Regions from separate parts of the Homo sapiens genome. Here region 1 is linked to region 2. The links are chromatin loops, found by intact Hi-C in ENCODE. Cell type or tissue: heart right ventricle. All regions are shown on one strand. Links, peaks and the distances in the headings refer to the core of each region. The heading gives the core; the rest is flanking DNA.

Region 1 (11,473 bases), core at 1,822-9,821, 53 kb before region 2:
AAGGAAGAGATTGGGAAAATACGGAGGGATAGAATATGTAAAAGAAAACACATTTAAATTTATTACTACACATGAGATCATATTTCTGGCACTTTGTAGAGGTCCTATAGAAGCTGTTAGTTCCCATATAGAAATACTAGAGTGAATAAATTGGTGTTAAATTTAAATCTACTTAGGAAGTAAAAGTCTATCTCCATTCCTGGTAAGATTCTCTTAGGTAAATCTGGAAAAGAGAGGTCCAGTGCAGAAAAGATTTTTCTAGTATTTCATCCACTGTTTTTTCGGTATAAATGAATTTGTGCTTAGGAAAATAAATATCCAGAAGGGACCTGCACATTGTATTGACTTAGCGTCTCTTAAATTGGTAAGTTAAAGGTGTTATTAGGCCTCATTAAGAAAAATTAGTATTTATTTTTCTTAGGTGTAGAAATGATTTGAAGGTGTACTAGGAAAACTTGGAAATTTTGGTTTTTCCATAGATGAATATTTACATTTTAAAACTTGGAAATCCTAAAGGATAAGCATCTTGAATGATGCAACTTCCCCTTCTGTGGTTCATTTGGGAAGCTAGCAATACTCTTACCTCCCATTGCAGTTTCAACAGTGACACCTGGAAACCTTTGTCCAATCTTTGTTATTTTGCTGTATTGCGAGAAAGTTTATATTCAAATAAGCCTTCTATTTAATTTGGAAAGAAGTTGTTGTCTTTTTGCAGAAACTTTTAACTCTTGGGTTTTCTATTTGTCCATATGGACACATCGGTACGCATGCCTATTACATATGCATTACATGTGCCTGGACCATATTTTACAAGGTCCATGAAGCTCATTTTGATTAATTTCTTTGTCAAGCTTTTTAAACATAACTATTTTTTTTCTCCAAATAACATCTTCCTATGTGTTTGATAGTTGTGGGAGAGATGAGGAAGTTATGAAGACTGCGTGGTCACCTCTCAGCAAACCCCCCTTTGACATATCTGGGGTCCACGGCTAGTTTCTAATGAGCTCCACTCACTCGTACTGTATCTTTGCTGACTAAAGCCTTTTAATGTTATTTATTCACAATCACCTCTGCATTTAGTCAGATTCAGAAACTTCAAATGCCACTTTGGACCTGATATTTTCTTGTGAAAAATGCCTAGACGGGTAGGAAATATGCTTTTGAATGTGCCACAAGTTTCCGATAACTTTTCTGTACCACATGCCACAAATCTGTATGATAATTCTCTCCTATACGCGGCTGAAGTAAGGGGGGAAGCTCTGACTTAATGCCAAGAAGAAGAGGGTGAACCAAGGAAAAGGAAAAAAAAAGTCAAGGGGTGCTTCTAAGGAGAGGAAACAAATAGTGATGCAGCACAGATATTATAGATAAAGTAAATACAGCATCACCACAAAAGGCTAAACACTTGTTAAACTGTCTGGTTTTAGAACATTTCAGCCATACAACATTATTCAACTACTCATCACTGTGAGAACAGGCAATCAGGAAAGCTAATTTCTTAATTAGCTCTGCTCCGGCGGTAATGATTGCAGATCGTGTCAACTAAAATCTGTTTGGATTTCTGTAAATTGGAGTCCGACAAGCCTGCAGTTCCGTCGCCAACCTGATAACTCTCACCCCCCTGTCTTTTGTTTTTCCTTCCAGCCTTTTTCCTGTCGCCATCTCGGTATTTAATCTGACACCGCCAGGCAGCGAGAAGGGCTTACTCTTCCCCTTAAAGAGAAAGAGAGAGAGGAGGAAAAGCAAAACATTTACGTGGGGACAGGGGGGCTGGCTACACAGGAAACCTGGTCCCAACCTAAACTACTGACAAAAGCCTTTAATCTTTCCCACATTCCTCAAGGCATTCTCCTTCTGTAATAAGACATATTCCTTTCAAGTAAATCCTGATAAGGGAATTCATTTTTTTTTACAGGAAATGTATATCCTTGTAAGTCTATCATCTTATTTAGTTTCTATATTATAGGTCCTAACTAATCCAAAACCATTTCCTTATCATCTGGCATGCTAACGGCGCAGTCATCAAAACAAACAATCTGTTAATACAACTAAGGTTAAGCAAAGCCAAGCAGTTCGTGCTATATTTAATACGCATACAACACAGCTTAGCTTTCTTAAACTGCTTGCTGGTCAGAAAGGACCAATTTGTTAGCTACCAAAGGATGTGAGTTGCCTCACAGACTCTGTGAAGCACTCAAGTCTGGATGAAGCACTAAAACATATATGCAAAAGTCCCCATTTGTCTGATCTGGACACTTGTGGCTACCATGAGGCCCACTTGGACCCAGGGCAGGTCTCTGATGATCAAATCATATTCTTTGTCTCCTTTCCCCTTACCTTCTTTTGCAGTGTTTCATCTCAAATAATTTTTCACTGACAGGATTTCAGAGTCAGAAAGTTTTAGCAAACACAAAGGTGGAAAAAGAAATCATTTTTATGCAGACTCATTAGCTTGGAGTCTAGCTTCACTGTCACTTTAAATAAATTAAAATGAGATTTAGAAAAACACAAAGGGCCTGGTCTGTAAATCATTCTATTAGTATGTCTGAGTGCACTTAGGTGATTACCTGATGTCTGTGTGATTAATACTAACCAGAGGTGTGGGTCAAACTCCGGCACCCCCTCACCCCTTTTGTGGCGACAAAGCAAGGAGGAAGGGCAATCAGTGTGGAACTCTAAGTTGACATCACTCAACAAAAAACAAAAGAAGTTTAGGGAGCACAGAACTGTTATTTTCAAAGAACTATTCTTTTTAATAGCTAATGAGAGAGAGGTCCAAAGGTATCTGCCATTTAGGGAATACAACTAAAGAATTTAGCAAAAGTATTGCTCATAATAGTGGTGACATTTAGACAAAAGTCTTGATGACAGCGCAATGCCGTGTTAGAATATATTAGTACATACCTAGGAATGTTGTGCTCACATCTGAAAAATGAAGATTCAGTATTTGTGACTTTTTTACTCTTCGTCAATTACCACAAATCTCTGTTGTTTTAAACTAGGATTTATAAACAAAGTATATTATGTTCATCACAAAATAAGGAGTATTACTAGTATGACCTTAAAGATGGTGTTTCCTCTTTGCAAAGTAAGAGGTCTGGGAATAAAAGATGTTGCTTCGTATTTGGGAAATACAGTTTATTTTACATTGCTGTAATAGGATTAGAAACTATGAAACATTATCCGATAGTAACTTTTTAAAAAACTCACCGACTGCTTAAAAACTAAAAGTTGAACTACTGAAACTCAGGATTTCCAGAGCAATTACAAACTATAAACAGAAGGATAAACCTGATCCTAATTGTGTAGTCACTATTAAGATTCCATCAAAAGCGAACAAGAAGCACAAGATAAACCTGGAATTTCCCATGCCACGTTTTTTGTTTTATCATCCAGAGGACGCTTGCTATCACTAGAACCCCTCCCTATTCAAAATTTACACACAAACCTGGATGAGATCAAGGATTAACTTATTTTACCTAAATCTCTTGCTTTGAATGCAGCTGCCCTTTGATGAATACTTTTGTGAAAACCATGCTCAGTGAGTATCTATTGTGTTTTGATTAATATTGCAGTTCAAACTCTTTTGAAACAGGATGTCCTTATATGAAGGCTCATTATTCTGACACCCACATGACTGTCTCCACTTATAGTTTATTCTAAAAGCTTCAACCCTGCTCAGAATGTAGGGATTTTGTTTGAACCCAGGATTTTCAAAGTTGGGAGAGAATCCATGAAATGATCCCTCGTTCCTGTAAATGTACACACATGGGTGTGCCTGCCTACACCATCAGAGCATCACACACACACACCCTGCACACACATCACCACACACACCCTCTATGCTAAATCTGCCTTCAATTAACCAAAAGCACAATTTTGCCCTGACAGAGAAGATTTCATTTGGTCCACATATGACTAGGGAGCCGATTTCATTTCCTGTAAAAAACCCCCTCAAACGCTGCAAAGTTACCTGACTCAGCTGCTTGTAGAAATCAAATTCAGTCAGAGATAACAGCTAATCATTTGTCACAGTAAGAAGCAATTCCCTGAAATCGGAAGGGAAAACCTGCCGCTTCAATCCGCAGGTCTGTCAGATTGCTAGAAATTACATTCTGCTCTGACTAACCTCTGCACTTGGATTGCTAACAACAAGCAGCCTGCTCTATCAAAAGAGAATATCATACAACCAGGAACCGCTTTTGATTCGTTCTGTTCCAATAACCTGAGAAAAGTTTATGGACATGCCTTGCTGCCTGGACCTCAATTTCCACCAACCTGCACACTGTTTTGAATTTATAGCACTGCAGCTCCATAGTAATGTAGGTAAAATTTACAAGCTGACTATCTGCTACTTCATTGAAAGAAAATTAAGAGTTGATTTTATAACCACACGACTGATATTTGCCTTCTGATACTTTGAGGAAGCATACGGTTTGGAAGCTTCAATTAAAATGCCAAAAGAGAAAAAACAAATTGATTAACTCTCAAAATACAATTTATATTTTTTAGAAATGCTTCCCGGGAGGGAATTAACTTTATACTCTTCTATGTAAACACTATTTGTGCAGCATAAGTTTAATAAAAATGATACATCACCTCTCTGTTAGGTTTATAATTTGCATAGCAATAGTGAATATGGAATTTTGGTCAAAATGTTTCTCTCGTCTCTCTCTCTTTCTCTTTCTCTCCCTCCCCACATCTCTCCTGCAATAGTACAGGATCGTTGGAAATGGGTAAGTTTAATATCTTTCCTAATCCCAAGAAGCCATTATTATTACTTAAAGTATATCTCAAGGTAGGTTATTAACCCCCAAGAAGTTACAGCTTTGAGTTAGAATCACATAATCTTAAAAAAGGACAACATATTTTCCAAGCAGTACTTAACCAAATACTCTTCTTTAACTCTGACTAGATTTATGATGAATACAGATATTGCAACTCTTATAAGAACTTAAAGATGGCGAACTCAGAGATTCAGCATTTAAGAAGGCTGCCTCTAAGACTAAGACTAAATCCATCCCAAGTTTGTTCCATTGTTTTTTTTTTTTAAAGCATTTTATTTTCCACAGTTGGAATCAGCTGAGGATACAGTGTGAGCAGTGACTCTGAATTTCCTTTGCTTTTGTCAAACTGTGTCACAACCATAAAGTTATTTTAACTGAGTTTATTTGCCTAGGCATTTCCTTTCTCTTGTAGTAGTGTAAGAGAAAGGAAAACAACCATTTAAAATGTAAGTACAGTTGAGTGGATATAAGGGACTCTTCCAGCTCCTATCGTAAGCAGACAATTCGATGATAAGTATGTGGGCTTTTTAAGCTTTAAAAAATATTCATAAATCCCTTTTTGGATTCTTTCATTTCAATTTTCTTCAAGCAATGAGAATTAGACAAGTTTATAAATTCTCATTTCTACCTTTCTTGGGCCAGTCCTGATTACTCTTATCATGGTTAATACTGGTTCACATGGGGGACTTCCACAAATTCTTTAATATACTGTGTATCTGGTGTAAAAAAAATTATGTAAAATACAATAATTGATGCTATTAATGTATTTGGTGAGATAATCTAATAGATTTCCTTGAAGTAACTCTAATAAATTTTTCTTCCTTAGTAAAAACAACCCCTTGGTCTTAGATTCTGCTCTTGTACAGTCATCCGTACAGTGGCCAGGGCTTAAGCTCTGGTACTGTATGAGTATGCAAACAAGCAGATTTCACAATCAGATGACACTGAGACTTAGGCTTACTGTGCCAGACTCTCTTTGGTGACTGTTCTCTCATCTTGGGCCAGCCTAGGGATCTGAGAACCTGCTGTAGTTAGAAAGAAGTCACCTGACCTCGAAGTTTCCCTCCTGTCTTTTCTCAATCGTTCCAGCTCTCACACTCAAGAGTCAGAGCTCTCCACCACTGTCCTGGCCAGAGCAGCACCCCCCAAAGGTCTGCATGTACCTCTGGCAAGATAAATGCATATAGAAGACAATGCATTTTTAGTCCCTATAGACTTTCTATAACGTCTACGTTTCCAGAATCTCATGTGTGCCTTAAAAACCCTTTTCTTCTACATTTAAAAGGACAGTTTGATTATATAATAATACCTGGATTTATGCATTAATCCACTGACAGCAGAGCCCGTTAATAGACATTTTTCCACTTGCTCCTCATAACAAACCTTTGAAGGGGGGAGCAATTATTATGAGGATGATTTTATAGATGAGTAAATTGAATCTCAGAAATTTTAACTGACTTTTTCCCACATCACCTCGTGTTAGAATCTGGATCTGATTCCTGACTCCAGAAACTATTTGTCTCTAGATTCTATCTGTGCTCTCTTCATCACCTTGGGTGTACAAATCTAAGTGAGCAAACAAAAGCCAAAATAGGATTTTTAACTATTTAACAGAGTATGGTGGTGTCAGTATGAAATCTTGTTCATCTGGTTTAGTGGACATAACTGTGCCTGGGCAGAAGAGAGAAGGAGGAGAGAAGAACAAAGGCAAGGTCAAGAGCAACTACACTGAAATTGGGAGAAAAAGCAAGTTAGATATAAGGAAGAGGACCTGGTATGTAACAGGTATTAATGGGATCAGTGACATCCATCATTTGTGAATGGAACAGGTTTTATTTTGCTTGGAAGGTTTTTTAAATTTTTATTTTTTCATGAAAACTCAACAAATTTACATGCCAATCTCCCCCCATATTTACTCTCATCTCCCAATTTCTCTGAACATAAAATTCAAATGGATTCTACAAATGAACAGACAGCTGTATACTAAATAACTCACATAAGTACTTTTTTGTTGACATTTTGTCCTGTCCCAATTAATGTTTCTTTCAGGATTTGAGGTTAGGTATTCAATTAAAAATACCATTCTTTTCTTGGTCATAAGAATGTACTTGGAGCATTTATACTAAGGCGAATTTAGAGATCAGATACATAATGTGGTACATTCTGTAATATACATGCCTTATGCTACAGAAACTTGAAATTGGGCCTCAATTGCCTATATTTCTGGGCTGTTTTCATTGCTACTTTAATATTATCTATCTTATACACACACATACACACACAAACACACACACACCCCAACCACCACCACCACCACACAACTTCACACTTTTCTGGTATTTTTATTTGCTGAAGTAAAGGTAAATTTAAAAAGCAAATTAAAAATGTCAACAAAGTTTTCATAACATCTTAAAATTACCTAACTTTCTACTTTTAAAACTGAAATACCAACTCTGGATGACTAGAAATTGAATCGGAAATGCCCCCCAGTCTTTAGGTTGGCACTAGGGAAAGACCTATAACAAGTTGCCTGATTTTCCTAAGAATACATTGAGAGAGGGTTTGCAGTTCTCGCCAGCTGGAGGAGTCTTCCTGGTATTGATTGATTATCACAGTATTCACCTTGGAATGATATAGATATACTGGATATTATGAAGCTTGGAATTTTAAAAAAATTACCATTTTGTAATTTTGTTCACATTCCAACTGACAGAAGACACAAGAGATACTTCAATTTTCTAAGAGAATGAAAAAAAAATCTTGCCCATTCTTCTGAAATTTAAGTAGGCAGCCCTTGAAAGATCACTGGGAAAAGTCTGTATTTTCTCAGGTTTAACTAAATAATTTATGCATACTTTCACTTTGGCATGATGAAGCAATTTTAGCCTTTAAAACCCACAACTACTCAGGAGGGAAAAGGTCTGGTTCCTGCAACTTAAATAATTTAAACATCCAGGTGGAAATGCTTTCAGCAGTTTCCCTTTTTGAGACAAAGGACGAAGACCAGAATTTTGAGATACCAAGAATAAAGAATTGATAAAAGACGTAAGCTCGGATGTATTTAATTTAGAATGGGAATCTTGCAATATTTTTTGAATGATAGAGACCAGAGTGAGGTGTGAGGTGAAACGTCTGCTTGCCTGCTGTTTATAATAAATGAACACATAGAAAATAACATGTCAGTATAGCCCTAAGCCACACATATATGTATTACATATATAAACATAGCATACACAAATAGAAATATCTATAAAGCTACTATAACCCCATAACCCACGTCAGCCCAAGCTTTAAGCATTAGGTAGCTACTGGAGATCTTAGAGGAAGCTGTGTTAAGAAATATTGTGCTTTAATCCCTGGCTTCTTGGGTTATATAAATGTGTATATCTTTTGATATACAACTAAGGAGAGTAAGATAAATGAAAATGGAACAAAATGTCACTTCTGTAGGACACGGGGCTGCAAAAAGGACAGAAGGAACTACTAAAATACTAGAGGAGATTTTGATATGTAGGTACCCAGCACAATCAGCCCTCTCAGTCCATGGCCTCTTAGCCTGAAGTCAGATTTCAGAACTGCCATGGGGAAATTTACCTTCTCACTTGCAGGTCTGTAATGATATACTTGTAAAGGAGTGTGGGACTTGGAACACTGCCCGTGTAAATTTAGAGCACAGCTTATAATCAGAAAGTTTTGAGGGTTAAAAAATTTCCTGCTGTCTTATCAACATACTAAAAAAATGCATAGGGCACTTTGTGTTGTAATTTCTTGTGGGAGAGAAAAACACTTCACAACTCATAAAGCACTGGTCGTTATTATTTCTAAAAAATCTTTGTCACATCCATATCTGATGCTCATGTAAAGATGACAATCAGCTAAGGTACGAAATAAGGTAACAGAGCTAAAGAGAATTGGTTTCCTTTAGAGTTAAGCATAACCAAAATTATACAGGAAGGGTAAAAAGAGATCTTGCTACGTATGTATTCTTTAAAATGAGTGCAGGCTTCATTCTCTCATAGAGGAAAACAGGCTCGTAGATTTTAACACTCCGAAACTTTTGGCCCTGTGCATCATAGGCATGCAACATACTGGGTCCCGTAAGGAGAGATCCTGAAGAAAATATGAAGAAAGGTTACCCTCCGAGCCAACAGGAAAGGTTAAGGTTGGCCAGGGCTGCATAAGACAGGGTTGCTGAAACCCAAAGGTCACATCCTGAACAAGGTTGCTATGTTATGATGATTTCATTCTGAATGCAATTCTGGCTTTGTTTTTGTTGTGGTGCTGTGGGTGAGGGCCACCCAAGTGACGTAGGTTAGAGATGTGGACTGGGGAAGAGTGATTAAACCATGGACACGTCAGTGTTGTTAAGGGATTTAAGAAATATTATTCTTGATCTATGTAAAGAGCTTGAACATCAACGGCTAAGGTATACAATGTGAAGTGAGGCCTAGAAAGAGACTGATATGGGGTGGGTGGTTGTTCTTTCATTTTCTTTTCTTTCTCTCTCTCTCTATTTATTTATTTATTTTTTGGTCATCCATTGACTTTAATTAAGCCCAGCCAGCCTTATAAGCATGGGAAACTTGGAGAACTTTTTTGTTTAAAGTGACCTTGTTCCCAGGATTTGCCCTACAACTTCTCTCAGCTCCACTGCAAGGATGAATATTCACATTGCTGCTCTGAATCTTAGAACGGGGCACCTGGCGTAAAAAAGAAAATTTCAATCTCATCTTAAGTGTAACACTGAGAGCACTGTTTTTTTTTAAGGAAAAAGAAACCTTTCTCCATAATCCTGCTGGTTATACTTCTTAACTGTATTATTTTAAGTCAATTAATTCAAATTTAAAAATAATGAAATTACTAGCAGAGACTCTAAACTTCTTTTAGTATATTAAATTGGGCAGATTGCTTCTCTCCTTCTAATTATGAATGTTGCAGTTACAAAAGAAACTGTCATTTTGATAGAGCAAAAGACAATCTGTCTGCCAAAAATGTCCAACCATAATTCTAAAAAAAAGTCATCGGCATCAAGAACATGCTACTTTGTTTGATGTACTGTCTTATTGGAAACCTGATTTGCTTTCAACCTCTGAGACAACACATAACATAAGTTTGTGTGACTAATTTTTCTTGGAAATATGAGTAATTAGAATTAGGGGCCATTTTCATAGCGGGAGTGGACAGGTTTTCAAAAAATTCAAAGTAAGTGCTATAGTTATTTTCTTTTCTTTTTCTTTTTTTTTTTTATCACACTCCTAAAACCAAGTAGAAGGGGAATGCTGGGCTTTGTACTGGATAATGTGAGTCCCCATGTAAATTGTGAGCGATTGCAAAGTACGGAAAGGTTTATTACCTAAGGTGAGCCCTCCCAGAGCTCCCGGAGTATAAAAGCATTAAGCGCATGTTCTAACAAACTCATAAAAATCAATAAACAGGAACCCCCCACCTGTGCAATGGCCCCAGTGTTAAGTTTTATACGTGTAGTAATAGTGCATATCAATTTTCACCACCCTTCCTACGCTAGCTATTACAGGGCCTACCACCACCGGAGGGACAGCGAGAGCCGCACCATTCATCCATCCCACAGAGTTGTCTACATGCCAGGCCCATTGCATCATTGTCAGTTTTATTCTATCTGCAACTGGACAAGGCTGCAGCCCTAGCTTCTATACACCCACTCAGTACCGCAACAATTGCAACTGTGTGCCTCTGTTTAAAGAGTTTACAAGTCCTTCTGAAAGAAAAACAGAACCGTTGCATATTAATGCCCCCAGGCCCTGGACGATCACACAATGGAAAGAGGAAAGACATGTCACTTCCATCGATATGTGACCTTGTCCAACTGCTGCAGTCTGTGGCTTCTCCACCAAGGTTTAAAAAATAATAATGCATTCTTGATAAGCATCTGGATGACCAGGTTTCTACAGCAACTAGTTATAATCAGAGTGCTCCTTAACAGCCAAAAGATTCGGAGAGCGCAGATCACCGTTTTATTACACACGTGGTAACATATGCTAAAAATTAGGCCTGAAATATGCAGCATTTTCACCAGGTTACAGAAATAACTACTAACATCACACTTATTTCATAATTAAAGGAAATCCTCCACCCACCTCCCCATTTTTACCAATAAAAGCAGAAAATATCACTGAATATGTAACCTTTGTACCACAGCCACTCTTTGCCATCCTTTCCTCTGTACAGGGTAAGGAGGGGGGACAGGCTTATTAAAATCCCAGCACTTGTTAGTAAAGAGGTGCAATAACTTTGGGAGGAATACTTCACTTGAGGCATTCTGGGAAAAAAGAAGAATAAAAGAAAAAAAAGAAGCCTCGTTTTAATTATAATCCAAATATAACTGCTCTGGAGTAATGAGGAGCATTTGAGAAGACAGCCTTCATTCAGACACGGAACTTGGGTGATGTTTTTCTTCCTTTTAAATGGTTCTGTTGGTTATACAGTTTTAACATGCCTGAAAAACAAAAGAAGGCCCTTGGTGATGACTCCGCTTCTCCCCTCCCCAGCAAAAACAAAACAAAAACAAAACAAAAAACAAAAGAAAACAAAAAACCAGGAGTTTTATCCATCTGAGGTTGCCTTTGATAGCACTCACAGCACGGAAGTGCCACTCACGGGTACTTAGAGCTGCGTCATTTAGGAGCATAAAAATAGAATAAAGTTGTGCA
Region 2 (11,473 bases), core at 2,240-10,239:
CCCAAGAAAACAAACCTGGTAAAGAGAGGGATTGTTCACTTTCCTACAAGTTAACAATTAGAAAAAAAAAAAAAAACAACAAAAAAAACAAACCACCTTAATTTCCTCCTATAACACTGATCATGAGATTTGGCTTTCAAGCTTTAATAAGTGCTGGGGAGGTGCCTCAGAACTTTCCTTCCGTTTAATTAAGTGTGCCCACTCCTCTTTAGGCATCCAATCAGATTAAGTGAGAGCAAACCCCCGGAGCAAGGCTGGTGAGCCCTAGTGGTAAGAATTAGCTGAAGGTGTTCTGAATCTCAACCTTTCAAGCTCCTTCAGGATATGGTGCTGCTGAGATCAGTACAGGAGGAGCTGAGATTTCCCGCACACTAAAGTTGAAAAGCTCTCGCTCTCAACCTCCCCCCACCCCTCTGTCTTTCACTCTGCTGCTGTCAGTTTGCTGCCTGTACTTTGGCTGTCTCTTTTCCAGTCTCTACCCTGTGAGTTTCTGGCCTGCCAATTTCAACTTGAAGCTTGACTGGGCTGATTTGATGCAAATACCTCCAGGGAAAACCCTGAAACTGATGAACAGTTATGTCAAGTCGATTTTGCACCATCGGGAAAAGGTAACCTCTGCGAGAAAAAAAACAACAAGGTTAAAGAGACAAGGGCTTTTCACGTGTAATACCTCTGCTGCACATCTCGTTCACTGTTTACCATCCCTCAGAAATTGTAACTGTCAGAATTAGTCCTAATTGCAGATGCGAAAGCTGCCATTATAATAAAAACAGAGGCAGTGCAGGCATTAAATGTAGCAGCCTAATTTGTGAGACTACAGAAAAGGTAGAGTAAATGAATATTTCATTACTTTAATTACCAGGGACTACTCTTTTCTTGCTGTCTTATGATAAGTGTTGCTGTAACTAGCAACAGCAAACATCCACTAAAACATAAAGTGCAATAATCGTCCTGCTGTCAGGATCACCACTTTAAAATACGAGCAGGGAAAAAATATAATGGTTTATCTATTTCTTAGAGATTGCAGAAGTAGAAGATGGAAATTCATTTAATGTCAGGGGGAAAAAACGCACACACAAAGGCACCAGTAAACAGGTTTTAGTCAGAGAATAATGGCTCCAAGAGAGAGAAGAAAAAAAAAAAAAGACCAGTTGACTATACATTTGAAATGTTAGCCCTAAAAGAATGCTAGAAAGTGAAAAGTAAGAGGTAATAGTGTTTGGATTTTTTAAGGCAAAATTTTGTCTGTGTTGCACAATGTAATAGCTTGAACATTAGAAAATAAAAAGCGACTGGGGGAAAGACAAGGAAAGCAAGTGGTTTTCAAGTGATTAAGCAAAGGTGGAAAAAGTTCAAGTTGGCAAAAGTTTAGAAGCTCAGTCCAGTTCCATTTAAAAAGACTAGATAAAGCCTGCCAGAAAAAGGACTTTGCCTGCAGTTTCAGAGTACTGATTCATAAGATTTGGGGAGTATCAACAATTACTCACCACTGACACCTTAAAAAATCCTGGGCACCTCTATATAAATGTCAATTTCAGGTAAAGGGGCAAAGTGGAGTGGGAGGTGGCTGGATTGTAGGAGGTAGGAGGTGGGCTGGGAGTGGGGGGTGTGGTTGAGGAGGTTGCTGAGACTGGTTGAAGCCAGCCTGTCTCTGCATTTATCACTCTGTCCCAGAGGAGGTGTTTGTTCAACATAGCAGTTTGACAGCACAAAAACACTGTGGCCAGAAGCCCTATCAAAGAACCTACTGACACGTATCATTTGTGGTCTTGGTTTCACAGGGCAAGGCTACCTCACACTTATCTGCACAAGTATAAAACTCCACACATTTCTAAGTGTTCGGTATGGTTTTAAATCTCCCCCACCCTTTTTTATTCTGTATATTGTAAACACTAGTTTAAAATACCATCTTTATTCAGGACTCCAGAATGCTGTTTTAAAAACCATAATAATTTGCAATCAGTTTAGGATAATCTGTGTTAAGATTGGTAATACTGAAGGAAAATGGGAGAAAACAGTACAAAAGCAGAAAGCTAGTAATTTATCCTAAATAATACACTTAAAGCTTAGATTAATAGGTGTAAGTTTCGTAAGAATCATGTGGCATAGGGAACACATTTCCCCCCTACAATAAATCCTACTAAACAAGAATCTACATTAATTCTTCGCCTCTACTATTTTTGTTTAAGTGTATTTCATTCACAAGCTAGATGACTGTAGTGAAAGTTAAAGAGGAAAATTCTCAGAGTTTGGATCCTAGGGTGCATTTGTGTTTGTGTGCATGTGGGAATGTGTGCACATGGGCTGTATTTAGTTTTCAAATTCCCATCAGCAGAGCAAAGGTGATGGGAAATCTTTAGAGGACAACCATTTTGCTCAGAGATATTTCCCTCTTAATGGGTCTATTTATTATGAAAACACAGCTTACTGAGTTCCTTATATATAAACCTCACCTCTTAAAACTGAGAATTCTCATGATGTGAAACACTTCCATTGATGTGCATGGTGTCTAAAATAGAAACTTAGGTACTTCCAAGAATAGGCAATTGCAATTTCCTTGATTACAGTTACTTGGATATACAAGACAATAAATACTTTCTTAAACTAAGAAACATTGAAAGCAATATATTACATTTATAGATCACTTGGGCACTGAATTCCTTGAAATTTACTCATCCATTTGAGAGAAAGAAAAAAACCTCAGATTTTATATAGCACAATATTTTAATCTGTTCATCTATTACTGATTATTTCATATTTGGGAGGAGGGGGTGGCTATCATCTTGTCAGGAGTACCTTTCCTTGAGTTATTATAAAAAAATAAGAAACAGTATATAAAGAACAAAAATCACTATGTTGTCTATGGGCAACGTAACTATTAAAGAGAAATCCATTACAGTTTTTTTAATGTAGAATACATTTTAGGAAATCATTAATGACAGTTACCTATTCCCAGGAATGTGGTCATCTACCTCTCTCACCTGAGATTATTTTTAAATGTTCCCACCTTAGTTTATCCTGAAGATTTAAAAGTATACCTTCATATATTTGTGATATATAAAGGTGGCCAACTGACCAGTTCTGTGTTTACTGTTTGATTAAAAGAACATCTTCTTTTACACAGGATTTAAAATTTTAACTTCAAAAGATTCAACTGTAGAATTAGACCTCTTCTAGTTTATAGTAAAGTGTTGTGTGGGTTTAAGATGAAATCATACACAGCAAACAAGAAAAATTTACAACTTAAAAATGGATTAGATACAATAGAGTATGACATTTAATCCCACAGATTATAGGAAAAGTTATTTGGAGTCTTAATTTTATAGCAGCGTTAAAAAGAAAGAAAGAATGAAAGGTAACCTGAATATGCACACTAACAGCTCCGTATCGTCTTCTAGTTCTAACCACTACTTCAAATCTCAATCCCTGGACCCAGCTCAGTGATAGAACTAAATTTGTAAATAATCATGAATCATTATGATGATTACATTCCTCAATTGAAAAAATGAAAGCAAAGTACAATCAGACCCTTCTTGAAACGTTTGCTCCCCTTACACTCTTAATGTGTCTGTGCTGCCTGCTCTTCCAAAGTCTGGTTTTTAGAAACCCATATTAATTTCTAACCAAGGCTGCAGCAGCCACTGTAAACGTACATGGCTTTATCAGCTCTCATAGTTTCTTGGGTCACAAATGTACCATATCTGATGACACAGTGATCATCTTCCTTCTCCTTTCTCTTTTCAGATCCTCTAACTTTCCTGTCAGAAGCCTGAAAAAATATGCGCAGTTACTGTTGCTGAGGGGAGACAAAGTTTAACTTCTGGGTTGGCAATCGGAGAATAATTCATGAGCAGATTTCTAGCAAATGATATGATTTGCTAAATTTTGGTCTTTGATTTATATTTATGTACTCCTGCTACTGCTAAGGTTTTGCCAACCTCAATTAGATCATGAATGAGATCATTTTAATTCAGCCCCCAAACTGTGACCTGACCATGGTCTGAAAGTGTTCAAAAAGTAATTTTAAGCCTCCCTTTGATTTGAAAAGGAATACTGCATGCTTGGTCGTTCATACAAATAACATAAAACTTAATTATTGGATGATTTGGCAGAGGACCTTCTTGCCAAACAACAGTCAATGCCAGCTACTGTGATGCTGGCGCTGCCCGGGCCCCCGAGCCCACAGCCTCCTTGTATACGGGCGTTTGTTCATTGTGTCTCAGGGCAAGATGCTTTCAAATAGGATTCACGGATCTGGGAGGCAGGGTGCAACTCGAAGGGTGTACCATATTTATAACTCAAGTTTAAAAATGCTGTCTCACCTAGAAGGGAAGTAGATCTGCGCTGTCAAATCACCAGGAGGCTGTGACAAAGGGAGCTTGCAGCCTGACACACGGTGTAACAACATAGCAAACACCTTTAATTCCGTCATGTCTCATACCCTTTACTTTCTCACACATTTGTGGCTGCTCGAATGTTGACACCTACACTCTTTTTCGAAACTAAATAAGGCAATCTTATTTAAGCCCAAATGCAACACCTGTAAAGTTATTCTTGTGCCCAGCAAAAAATAACCATTAACTCCTTCCTCATAAATGCCTCTCTGCTTGCTTTGGAAAGTCTCAAGTTGGTAACGGCCAGCCTGAGGCCCTGACTCTGAGGTTCACATGACCTCCCAGGTTTGGACAGATAGGCAGTACTTCCCCCTTGAAAAGATGCGAAGGCTGAGATCATATCACTGTCCGAACTGGCCTCTCATAGCTTTTCAAGTTGAAGCCCCTTTCTTCATCACAAACTTCTGGTGTCTTTTATAGGAAGGAGAGAGGCCCCAGCTGCTTCATTCCCTCTAGCTACCGTAGTCTAATATTTTAAAAGCTAGAAATGAAAATAGCTTTTCTAAAGATATTTCCTGGAATTTTTAATGTGCTGCCTTGATTCCTTTTTTCTATCTTTTTTTTTTCCCTTGCCAATTATAAACCACCATTTGGAGGGCTTATGAGCAATGTAAGTCCACCTCATCTAATTAAACCACATTGTTTTAAAAGCTTGAACAGTTTTCATGCCTATAAGACTTGTCTGAATAATAAACTGCTAGAGCCAGAATTCTGAGTGTCTTTGGAGAGCCAGGATTTTATCTGCTGAGCGCAAGGGGCCAGGCACTCAAAGAGTTAAAGAGTGTTCCCGCATTGCTGGGTAGGTTAATATCACAGCTGCCTGGTAAAGCATTATCCCCGTACCTCACTTAACAAAAGCCTCCTTTTGCAAACAGACTCCCACTTTCCCCGCAAGTGTCCAAAGGTGTTTACTGAAGTAAATCTGCCTAAATCCTTCATTGCTTGGGTCATGGGGGTGGATAGGAGGGGTGGAAGGTGTAGGGATAATCTCTTTTTGTAAATTCTGTAAATCTTCTGGGAAAAAGAAAAAAAAATCAGGAATCTGTGTCACATGTTCGCACAACTTCTAATATATCCGTTAGTTTTGCTCTTATAAGTGAAATCTTCCACAAGGGTTATTGGAAAAGCCCCCGTTTCAAATCATTCACTCTGCTGTTGGAAGAGATTGCACTTCCAAAGTTTGTGTGTGTGTTTGTGTGTGTGAATGTGTGTGTGTGTGGTGCATGTGTGTGAGCGCATTGTATCCTTAATCTAATTGTTGGGAGAAAATTATTGGTATCTCAAAAGTGGTTTCAGAAAGGGGAAGAAAAAGACAAGACAGTCTAGGAGCAAGATAATGTCGCTGAAAAGTTGTCACGAGAGGTTTCTGCTCTTGCTGTGGTCTCATTCCAATACCATTAACTGCATGTTACTTTTGCATGTTGAAAATGGTGGCAAATAACACAGTAAAACCTGACAGGTCTGCCTGCGAGGGTTTAAACAGTTCCCAGGAAGGAGGCCTTTAGGCACAAACTTTCTCTCACAAGAGAACGTGAATACCACCAACCCCTCCCCTACAAATCCTGAAGCATCCAGTTTGAGATACAAAAAGGCTGTCATCTCACAAATGTTAAACATACTAAAAAAATCTGAAAAAAAAGTATGGAGAAGGTGTGAAAAACGTGGCACTTTACAGCCCTCAAAGCTTTTTAAAATAGCACAACTTTTCCCCCTAAAATTCTTTTCAGAGAATTTTTTTTTTCCTTTTTGGCTCATTTGAGAGTTTCTTCTTGGCTTTTTTCCCCTTTCATTTGAAAATATGAATTATCATAAAAAGTCAGGGGGAAAAATGGGAAAGTCTTTTCCAGTTTTCCTGAGGATTTATCAGTGTGTTCAGGCTGGGTGTGAGGACCCGTCACTGAAACCAGACCAGGGGCCCAGTCTCCAGCTCGCCCGTCCCTCCCACCCCCAGGGCCCTCACCTCTCTGGTCCGCTGGTAAACAATCAGACTTATTAAAGCCAAATCGTAGGCAGCACTTAAGGGCGGGAAGTCCACACACCTGACCCCAAATCTAACAGGCTTCTGGGGGAGAATTCGATCCCCTCCTGACACTTTTTACCTCAAGTGTTGAGCGGGTGGCCATGAATAGTACAGACATGCCATCTTGTAACACTATATGCCTGTCAGGAGGGACAGGGCCTGGTGGAGCATCAGCTATATAAGGCTGGTAACTAGGGGAAGCCCAACAAACAGCCACAAACACCTAAGTTATTTTACTCAGCTACTACCCTGTGCCTCTCTCTCTCTCTCTCTCTCTCTCTCTCTTTCTCTCTCTCTTTCTTTTCATCTTGGCTTTCTGTGGCAGAATGCAAATGGAGCCTGCCGGCGGTGAAAGGGCTGAATTGTGATTAAGAAGAAGAAGAGCTCCTTTCTTTGTTCTCCCCTCAGGGGATGTTTACTGGGAGAGACACAGCGGATCAGATATGAAAGGCATTCAGGTCAGCATTGATGTGAGCGAAAGTGAAATCATACCTAAGGCATTCAAAAGACCGCCGTGTCAGGGGTTCAGCTAACGGTGCAGCTACTGGGTGTGTGTGTGTCTTCCCGGAGAGGCAAAAATCTTTTCACAGACTGGCAGTTTTTTTCCCCTCTCTAATTTACTACAAAATTATAAAAGTTTTTCCCCCATTTGCCTCCCACCAGATGACACAAGAGTTGGTATTTTCTGTCTTCATGGACCACACGCGAAATCAGACCAACTTCTAATAACTGTTGTTTCCTAAATGAACCAGCAAGGCACCATCTGAACTGTGATTTTCTTTTAAACAGGTGTATTCATGTGGGCTACATATATGCATAATATGTAGGAGAGAACGGAAAGAAGAGAAAAGCCAAAAGATACACGCATGGATGGCTTTTCTTCTTACCTCCTCAGAGGAAACACAAGACAAAACACACACATGCACATACACAGCATAAAAACACTACAGAACACCTTAAAATGAAATCCTTTATTTACTTTGTAACTACTAGTTACACTTTTCCTGAGAGATTTCACTCTGACATGACTGTCACACAAGATAAAAGTATTTGGCACATAGCTATTAAGGCAAAGGCTTCCATGGAGCCTACTGATTATTATCGTTTTCCTTTTAAAAACTGCTTGATGAAGAAATACTTGGATCTTACTTTTTAAAAGTTTACCCTCCCCACAGCCCAAATAGTCATTCAATAGATTTTCCAAGTGGTAAGCTGATGCTGTTGGCATAAACAGAGCTATGTAAATATATACAAAATTCACAAATCACAGCAAACATACAAATAATGAGGAGGTGCCTGGATGTTTCAAGGCTTAAAAATGAAAAGGAAAATTACATTTCATCTTCTGATTGCTAAAGACAGAAAAGAAGTAAAGAGGGGGAATAGGGCTATATTTATTGGTTTAAATCATCCTTCCCTCTGCTCTGAATTATTTTTTTCAACCTTCACATCTTGGCTAAAAAGCATATTTGGGCTTATGTTAACATCTGCTTTTGTGGTGACATTTAATTCTGTATATTTTCAACTAGTGTTTCTGCATCACAGATTTTCCTCCTTTATCTCTTTGCTCTGAAAAGACAACCAAAGAGCAATCAAAAAGGTGTCTGACTTGGCCATTCAGACAATTGCCCCCTTGTGGGAATGCGGGAATGAATGGTACAGTGGACACCCCAGCACCATTGACGTTATAAACATGTAAATGAAACACATTAGGGCAGACAATCAATTGTCTGTGAGCATTGCAAACCTGCACTCCCTCTCTCTGTGACAGGCACAAAATAGTGTCTACCTTGGGAAGCCACGGTGCTGAGAGGAAAAGGACAAAGAATTTCCTTTCACACAGAAGAAAATGCACCTTAAAAGCCTTGGAAGAATGCAGATGACAAAAACTGTTGCAAGGAAAAGAATCTCCCACATCTTAGAATAAACGCGGCACTGCTAGAGGCTAGCAACGCCCTCCTTTCCTACCTTCAGGGTAGACATACATTTTTCCCAGGAAATATTCTTAATATGGCATCAAGGTCTTTAATAACCTCTTGGAATTTTCTTTAAGCAAATTAAGAAGGAAGGGAAACACTGAAACCTATGACATAGCAGTTGAGCAGGGAACTTTAATCTTGGTTTTACCCTATTTGAAAACAAATGGTGGAAGACGTGAATTTATTTGTATCTGGTAACAGAGAAACAATGTAAAGTTTAAAATCCTCAGCCCACCCTTAGTCCTGGTGGACTGTCACTCTATGGACACCAGCAGCCTACTGGCTCTGCTACGAAGGAAAGCATGTTTCTACCCCAATTGGCTTAGTTTTTCCAGACCAAAATAAAACAAATAGATCAGCCTAGATACATAGCCCCCAGCCTTGTGTGTGTGCAGCGTGACAAAACTTGCAGAAGATCTCCACAGAGAAAAAAGGATGGAGATGGATATCTTTGGAGCGCCCTCAGAACTGGTACCTGCCACACAACCTGCCCCAGTGCTTTGAAAGTCAGCAAAACAGGCTCCCTAGAAGCTCATCAACTTTACGAAGAAAGCTACTTGCCAAAGATTTCCACACTTTGCAAAGATAACCAAGTCTGGACTGACAGTGATCCGAAGGAAACTTCCTTGTCTAAGTGTGTATGACTCTCGTTGCCCCATCCCAACTTCACCTCTCAGGGAGGAGAGCTAGGAGGCACCTCCTGGAGAAGGGGTTGACTGCATTTTCTTTCCTTTTCATTTAAGCATCTCTGAAACGGGAGCAACTTCTCCGTCCCTCATTGCCTCTAACCATCACTACCAGCACCTCCACTCCTTTAAGGAAGTGGTAAAGAGTGAGGGCTTATTTTAAACAGGGATAACCATTTCTGCTCTTCTGATTGTTTCTCCTCTAGGATCCAAAGCCCTGAGAACATTCAACTTGATCCCTGTTCTTTGCCACTGAAGTTCAGAGACCAAAGGCATTTGTAAAAAGCTCCCCTTCTCCTTCACACTGTCCCCAACCCTTTAGTGGAAACTCTGGAGAAAAATCAAATTTAACTTTTCCTTTCTTCTCCTATTTCCCTTTTCTCTCCTCCTAATTCAGTTTTTCTTTAAAAGACAACTTCATTTCTTTCTCTGAAACAAGCAGTTTCCGGATTTGATTTTTGCTACAACGTGCATGTCTCTGTGAGATTTTTCAGAGGCTGATGCTGGAAGGTGGCGGGATGGGGAGGCAGACCCTCTTCCCGGGCTCCGTGGGAGGCAGGAGGGAAGCAGGAGCATCCCAGGACCCGCTGCCCGAATCAGGGGCAAAAGCAACAAACTTTGCAAGTTACAAACGGGCCGCACCGGTGGCAAGCAGCAGCAGGGCATCTCCCGCTCCGAGTGCTCATTTCTGACTCCAAGGCTGTGTGGAGATAGTGGGGTATAATCAGGGGAAAGAAAAAGGGGGGCTGGGTTTTCCCCCTCCTCTCCAGCGTCAGTGAAAGTGTTACAAAGTGAGTCAGGCGACTGAGGATCATCTGACTGAACTTTCTTGAAACCGACACACATTCTTGTCTGCGGGCAACTCGCTTTTTGCCTCCTTCCCCCTCACCCCACTCCCTCTTTCCTCCTGCACATCTTATTTTCTGGGAAGAGATTTCATCCTTTCCATGTGGGGGAAAGGAGACTGACTGCCCGCTATGGGTTAACTTGGCCCTGGCACTGCCTCTGCCAGGCATCTTGCTAGCCTGAGAATCTGGAAGGTTGTATTTCAGATACTTGTTTCTCTCTTTGTACATTTATTTTTCTTCAACTGCCTCCTTCTCCTTTGCTTTTTATTAAATGTACATAGCATTGTCTTCTAACTCACGTTCTTGACCAGCCTTTAAAACACACACACTGCTTTACACGTTTTATCTCCTTGTCGCCTTAGTCTATATATACACTGTTGACTTCATTAAAATTATATAAAGTGCCATTCTAGGTTCCTGGATGACCATCTTTTTTTCCCTTCCAGCTTCTACTTATACGATTATTATTGCCATTATTTCTTTCCAGGAATTTCTATATGATTTTGATAAGCATCATCATATTTAGTGTTATCAGCAAAGACACAAGCTCAAAAGTGACATCTTTTCCATGAATCCAGGAAAGAAGAAAAATCCACTCAGTTCAGATAAATCCTAGCAATTCCCAAAGGGAAAGGCATTGGATATGTGTTTGATGAGAAAGAAAATGAAAAAGGGGTGGGGTGGTAGTACTCTTCTACCTGCTTCTCAAAACCAGAACATTGCTCGGTCAGATTAAACCCAGTGAAAAACACTTACAATAACCAGTATACAGCATGTTTTCCCACAGCTTATTTGGAAAAAAAGACAGGTAACAGTCAAAGTTAGAGAAGCTGTAAGCAATGGACAGGCTTGATATTAAGTGTGCAGGATCTGGGCTAAATGCCTTAAAATGTGCAATTCAACTTTCCACTTCTGAATGTGGAGGCTTCTCCCAAGTTAGTGGCTGGGTGGAGGGGAAATACTTGCAGTGTCCATGACTGCGGACATCTCTGGCACTCCATTCCACCTGCGAAGCGCCCAACGGGCCTCCCTCTCTGCCAGGTCTCCTAGGGGTTCCCAGGAAGCCAGGATCCCTCTATTTCCTTAGACCTGGGCTCTGGCCTGACCTCACTGCTAGGGCCAGGCTGGTCAACGGTGGCAAAATCCCGAAGGAGGTGGAAGGAGGAAGGCAAGAAGAAATGCACACTTTAAATAGTCTTCCCTGCAAAAGAACACTTCTGGGAGCCTTGTTTTAAATCTCATTCTCTTTTTCTCTCAAAAAAAAAAAATGACTGTTTAACAGAAGAGGGAAAAAAGCCTCCTTGACACAAAGCTTTTGTTATCCAGTTGATCAGCAACGTGCTTTAGATACTTGTAAGAGGGGGAAAAAAGCCCCACAACAGACATTGATTTTAGAAAATCAATAACCAACATTTAATAAAAGGAACAGAGGAAACACAAGAGAGGAGAGGGGGACATTAGGTGTAATTTTAGTGTCTACTAAATTACTCAGAGATGGGGAAGGGGAGGTCTCCTGTGTAAGGACCACCTTAAATAATGCCAGACA

What was found. Hi-C counts contacts between places; a loop is a spot of excess contacts. Peaks named below come from ENCODE experiments on the same cell type or tissue, not always from the same donor. Only the 100,000 strongest peaks of a DNase experiment are listed, where the experiment ranks them.
Region 1: it touches region 2 in a loop (3-fold over the local background); 54 of 110 quality-filtered maps call a loop at or near these places.

What each region holds. Positions count from the first base shown.
Region 1 is chr2:144,451,079-144,462,551 of GRCh38, forward strand. All of the region lies in intron 2 of ZEB2 (zinc finger E-box binding homeobox 2), which reads right to left. Among named protein-coding and RNA genes, the nearest start is that of ZEB2-AS1, 63 kb to the right of the region's middle. In heart right ventricle, for the core only: no CTCF peak of the experiment used is centred there; no DNase peak of the experiment used is centred there; H3K4me3 peaks cover 1,645 bases; H3K27ac peaks cover 7,907 bases.
Region 2 is chr2:144,504,019-144,515,491 of GRCh38, forward strand. The region is part of intron 2 of ZEB2 (zinc finger E-box binding homeobox 2); the gene reads right to left. Among named protein-coding and RNA genes, the nearest start is that of ZEB2-AS1, 9.9 kb to the right of the region's middle. RefSeq lists enhancers at 6,274-7,189, 6,837-6,906, 6,937-6,986. In heart right ventricle, for the core only: no CTCF peak of the experiment used is centred there; DNase peaks (open chromatin) are centred at 4,266, 6,493 and 6,750; H3K4me3 peaks cover 7,295 bases; H3K27ac peaks cover 8,000 bases.